2 separate regions of the Homo sapiens genome follow, and region 1 is linked to region 2. Evidence: read pairs that join two places in POLR2A ChIA-PET (ENCODE). Cell type or tissue: PC-9. All regions are shown on one strand. Each heading gives the region's core, and the rest is flanking DNA. Links, peaks and the distances in the headings are about the cores only.

Evidence for each region. Peaks named below come from ENCODE experiments on the same cell type or tissue, not always from the same donor. Only the 100,000 strongest peaks of a DNase experiment are listed, where the experiment ranks them.
Region 1: POLR2A ChIA-PET joins it to region 2 with 10 read pairs; 6 of 35 experiments call an interaction of 5 or more read pairs at or near these places.

Annotation. Positions count from the first base shown.
Region 1 is chr13:51,680,030-51,682,955 of GRCh38, forward strand. The region is part of intron 3 of WDFY2 (WD repeat and FYVE domain containing 2); the gene reads left to right. Among named protein-coding and RNA genes, the nearest start is that of WDFY2, 97 kb to the left of the region's middle. In PC-9, for the core only: no CTCF peak of the experiment used is centred there; a DNase peak (open chromatin) is centred at 1,502; H3K27ac peaks cover 1,962 bases.
Region 2 is chr13:51,600,532-51,603,457 of GRCh38, forward strand. All of the region lies in intron 1 of WDFY2 (WD repeat and FYVE domain containing 2), which reads left to right. Among named protein-coding and RNA genes, the nearest start is that of WDFY2, 18 kb to the left of the region's middle. In PC-9, for the core only: no CTCF peak of the experiment used is centred there; a DNase peak (open chromatin) is centred at 1,480.

The DNA of each region.
Region 1 (2,926 bases), core at 274-2,773, 80 kb after region 2:
TCTTCCCACCTCAGCCTCTGGAGTAGATAGGACTGTAAGTGTGCACCACCATGCTTGGCTCATTTCACGGATGTTTATTTGTTTGTTTTAGAAACAGGGTTTTGCTTTGTTGCCCAGGCTGGAGTGCAGCAGCGTGATCATAGCTCACTACAGCCTCAAAGACCTGGGCTCAAGTGATCCGCCTGCCTCTCACTTCCAAGTAGCTGGGACTACAGATGTGCACCACCATACCTGGCTAATGTTTTGGCTTTTTTCGTAGATGGGGTCTCACTATGTTGCCTGGACTGGTCTTTAATTCCTAGGCTCACGGGATCCTCCCACCTCAGCCTCCCAAGTAGCTGGGATTACAGGTGTGAGCCACTGTGCCCGGCTCCACGTGACCTTCTTATAAAGACACCAGTCATTGGATTTATGTCTCCCCCTAATCCAGTATGATCCTGTCTTAGTTACATCTGCAAAGACCCTATTTCCCAAATAAGGATGTGTTCTGAGGTTCTGGGTGGACATGAATTTTGAGAGAATACTGTTTAACTCAGTACATCTGGTAATATTGTATCTACTGTGTTTCCCTAACAGTGTTAGAGCAGTTGATTTGGAAACAGTTTTCTCAATGTGAGACATGATGTCTTCAGGAAGAAGTATCCAAGGATATTAAAAGAAGATGATTCAAAATCCTCTTGTGGGAGATAAGAAAATATAATTGAAAGGATCTTCTTCTGCAGCTAATGCCACTCTCCTCTAGACTAAGTGATATCTTGAATAGGCCCCATGTCAGGATAATGGTGGCAGAGCTAGGACTTCCCTGAGCCCTAGACAAATTTTCTTTGTATTATACCAGGCCAATTTCTTCATACAAGTAGGACAGCCCAGCTGCAAGGAATTGCCCTAGGGTATTCACTAGTGAATTAGGAAGGAGCTTGTGTTATTCTGTGCATCCAGCCACTGTTAAAAAATATGTGTTGGGTTGGGGGCAGGAATTTCAGCATTTAATCTAACAAGGTGTTTTGGATGAGTTGTTTATTACCGTGGATTATAACGAGCCTATGGGGAACTGAACCCAAATGGTAAGGTCATGTTCTACGGTGACGACAAATGGCCTCTGAATAAAGCACTTCAGCTGTACCCAAGCAAGTTGACTGTACAGTTAGTTCACTCTGCTGGAGAGACAGTCTTGAAAATTTTCACCTTAATCAGCTTCAAAACAGCAGTGTAATAGTAGACTCTCACTCATCAGTCATCATGATGCATTCCAAGTTTTGTACTTACAGGAGAATTGATGTTGCTTCTGAAATTTTCTGTTTTCCAGGACTTCTAGTGTGATACCATTTATGAATAATATCCTTATCATGTGGGCATAGAAGGTGAATTTGAAGAAAATTTCAGGAAGCTCTGTGTTCAGAGAAATGTGTGCGTGGAATCTATGGGGCCTCCTCCTTTTAAACTGTTACATAACCCTGCCATTATTTACACTAGCTTATGATTCTGTCATTATACCATGGTTTCTACCATAGAAGACCAGCATTTCTGAGTCATTTTATCATTCTGAGTCACTGGACTGCCTAATGTGAAGAGTTCATTTTATACAGCGTTAAGTAGACATTTTCTTCTGAGCTTGTGCTAAGTTACAATGAATTTAAACATATATATTACATATGTAATATATGAAAATATATGCATATTTTAATACTATAGGTGTGGAGCTATGCTTAGCAGGAAAATAGTCTTAGAGTGCTGACATTCCAGTTGCTTACTATTTATTCATTTAATATCATTTGCTGAAGGTTCTTTTATCAAAGAAAACTCTTGCTGTATTGTGCCCTTGGTATTTGTGTGAATCAAAGACCTCTCAAAAACTAACCTTCTCCCTCAGTTATGTCATTGCGCGTGTAGCCCTGTCATCTTTTGCTCAGTACCTACATGTTATCTAAAAACTTGGTCAAGCAGTCGTGAATGCAGATACCAAGAGCATTTTTTGACCTGAGATTAATTTGTTGCACTTCCATTGCAGTTGTGAATTTTCAAAGGCCCTCTTGAATCGACTTTTAGACCAGTTCTGTAGTGTGAATACCCGTAGGAGCACCCAGATTGCTCTGTGTTTTGAATTAGGTACTGAAGAGATTCAGTAGAGTGAGTGGTGGATTGAAGTCATTTATGCACTATCTACAGGAGTTACCTTGGCCACATCAACACAGCACATGTACACTTCAGAAAGGCAGTGGCTGGGAACTGATGAGAGTATTATGTTCCAAGTTACTTTCCCTTTGTCCTAGGAACCTTATATCTAAATAATCTATCTCCCCTGGAATAATAACTGATGTAATTATTTTATTAATGGCATATATTCAGCATAAACTCTGCAAAGCAGGGACTGTGTGTACTTGACTCTGTTACAGTCTGGCACCCAGTACAATGTCCATGAATTTTAAGTGCTCTGTAAATATTTATAGACTGAATTAATGAGCGAGTAAATGAATGAATATAGTTTATTGAGTTGATATTACAAAGAGGTTCGGAGCACAAGCCCTGGTATCAGACTGCCTCTACCCCCCTCAAGTTGTGTCACATTGGGCAAGTTGCTTTACTCTCTGTGTCTCAGTTTCCTTATCTGTAAAATGGGAGTAATAGTTGTACCAATTTTATAGGGTTGTTATTAGGACTATCTGATATATACATGGAAAGCTCTTAGAACAGTCCCTGTATGTATCAAATGCTCCATAAATATTAACTCCTGTCAGTGTCATTATCATCATCATCAGTAGCAGCATCCTCCATTTGCAGTAACCAGGAAGCCTTGGTTAAAGTCTATGTCATGAGCATTTAGTGGGCCAGTTCCAAGGGGAGGAAATGTCTTAGTCATGGCATATTCCTTAGGACTATTCAACTTATTTCTGGTCCCATCTTTAGTCTTTGCTGTTGCATCACAGGA
Region 2 (2,926 bases), core at 116-2,615:
ATTACAGTCTAGATAAGCAGGGAGAGATTGATCTCAGACTCCCAGAATTGCGGAATTCCTTGGGAAGGAACCTAGTGGTCTGGCTAGGGTCAGCTGTTCACTCTGGAATTATGGCCAGAAGTAGAGTCATGTTGCAGGGATATGGCAATCCCCACTGCAGTCTGTGGATGGGGAGAGGAGGGAAGGGAGGAGGGGCATGTCTCAGAAAGAGAAGAAAGATAAGCAATCCAGTAGGTGCCCACTACTGGACCCTATGGGCATGAGATGAGCCCATGCCCTTTTCGTTGGTCATTGCTTTAGTAGTAGCGGAATAATGAACACTCACAGACTCTTGTGTTTCTCCTGACCTTCATTGCTATTTTCCGTGAAGTCTGCTCATATAGCAGGTGACATGTTCAGATGGCCATTTTCTCATTGCTTTATTTGCTGATTTGACATGTGGACTCTTTTCCTGTAGTGAATATAAGATGAAGAATGGGTAGGTATTTCAATATGAATGTTCTGAGCAAAAGCCATTGTTATGGGACAAATTTTAGCACTGGTGAGTAGACCCCATATGATAACCATATTTTCTAAACTCCAAGTAAAAACACATGGCTCAACAAAATATTTTTTCTTCTGATGGATGAAATTATTAAATTGCATTTTGTGATATATTTAATCAACTGAAATCCAAAAAATAACATGAAACTAGACTGCCAAGCATATATGGGCACAGCATATATCCTATCTCAGGGAGGAAGTGGAAAAGCCTCAAGTATATTAATAGTAATTAATACTAGGTTACTCTTTCTGAATATGTACCATCGGCCAGACACTGGGTTAATCTGTTTATGTGCCTTTTCTTATTTAATTCTAAAAATGATTGTATGAAGTTAGTAGTTTACTTTTTTTTTTTTTTAGACATAGTTTTGCTTTTGTCGCCCAGGCTGGAGTGCAATGGCGCAATCTTGGCTCACTGCAACCTCTGCCTCCGGGGTTCAAGCGATTGTCCTGCCTCAGCCTCCCGAGTTGCTAGGATTACAGGCACCTGCCACCATGCCCGGCTAATTTTTGTATTTTTAGTACAGACGGGGGTTTTACCACGTAGGCCAGGCTGGTCTCCAATACCTGACCTCAGGTGATCCACCCGCCTTGGCCTCCCAACTAGTTTACTGTCATTTTAAAGATGTAGAAACTGATGCAGCTAGGAAGAGGCAGAGTGGGGAAGGGCACCCTGATTCATCGGACTCCACGCCCCTTCTACTCCACCTCACGATACAATGCCACCTCTCCATGAGGCGCTCTGGAAGAAGATGCAGAGGCATGAGTGTGGAGCCTCCATGGAAATCACAACAGGCTGAACTTGTTTTTCAGAGGAAAAGCTAGCAAGTCAGCTAGCCAATCAACAAATGACAATACAAATTAAATAGAAGAGGGCAGATACCCCTAAGACATTCCTTTTAAACCCTTGCAACTCCCTTCTTTACTTGCTGTGAGTATTGGCATTACACAATTGTAGATATGACTTTGAGTTATATTAGGAAAAGCTATGCATTTATTGTTGGAACAGGGTCTTTGAGGAAGTACTTAAGAACTGGGTGGGGCTTTTATCAGTGTGGCCTAACCAACTGTAATTAATGTGTTGCATAGCAACATTTCTATCAACAACAGACTGCATGAATGACAGTGGTCCCATAGATTATAATGGAGCTGAAAAATTCCTATTGCCTAGTGACATTGTAGCCATCTTAACATTGTAGTGCAACTTTTTCCGTGTTTAAATCCATTCAGATACATAAATACTTTCCATTGTGTTACAGTTGCCTATAGCATTCAGTACAGTAACATGTTGTACAGGTTTGTAGCCTAAAAGCAATAGGCCATACTCTATAGCCTAGATATGTAGTAGGCTATGTACCATATGGGTTTGTATAGATACACTCTATGATGTTTGCACATTGATGGAATAGCAACTGTACTAGTTTATTTTTCTCACATAACAAAACATGTGGAAATAGGTGCTCTTAATCTTTTTCTTCTCCATTATCCCTAATATGTGGCTTTCATCCTTGTGGTTGCCCCATGGTTGAAGATGACTCTTTGACCTTCAGCTTCACATCTGCTTATAAATATGTCACAAGACTACCTAGCTGCAAGGAAGGATGAGGGCATTTGTTCATTAGTTGTTTTTGAGCAATTGTAGTTTTTTAGCTGAGCACATTGATAATTGAACACATTTGGATATTGGAGAGATAAATGACTAGTATGACCTCCCATGAGGCCTTTGGTTAGGGGAAATCCTTTGTACTCATCTGACCAGTGTTCATGCTTTAAGCTTAGGAGTAGCTTTTTCTCCAAATGGGTTCCATTTGCATTTTGTATCCTGTAAAAGTGTTTGTAACTCTTCCCCCTACTCCCAGCTCTGCCCCTTCGCTTGTATTGCAGGATTGCCTTTGCTGCTTGGAACATGTTTCCAGATTGGACTGAATGCTGTGATCTAAATCCTTATACCTGGGGACTTGTGGTTTCTTGAGTTCAAGCATATAGGCCTGGGACTTTTATGACTGATACAAAGTGCTTTGACCATGGACCACCATAAAGTTCATCAATTAATACGGCAAATGGAAATGCCAGAAAGATTGCCAATTTTTGACTGCCTTTAAGAACCACCAGGAATCATTCCTTTGCTCTTCTTGTTTAGACACCACATATTGAACTGCTGGAGGAATTCGTAAGAGCCCAACCACTGCATGTTTCCTACTAACGTTTTTCTTCCAGAACATCTGTAGTAGAAGTTCCCTTGTGGGGCATTGGGTTCCCTTGTGGGGCATTGTGAGGTAGTAATGCCTGGTAGGGCCTGGAGCAGCAGGAGCCTCAGGGTTGTGTGCTTCCAGCTGTTAGAAGCCCTGGTTAGTTCCTTGGGGTGCTGTAAAAGGGTGAGAGG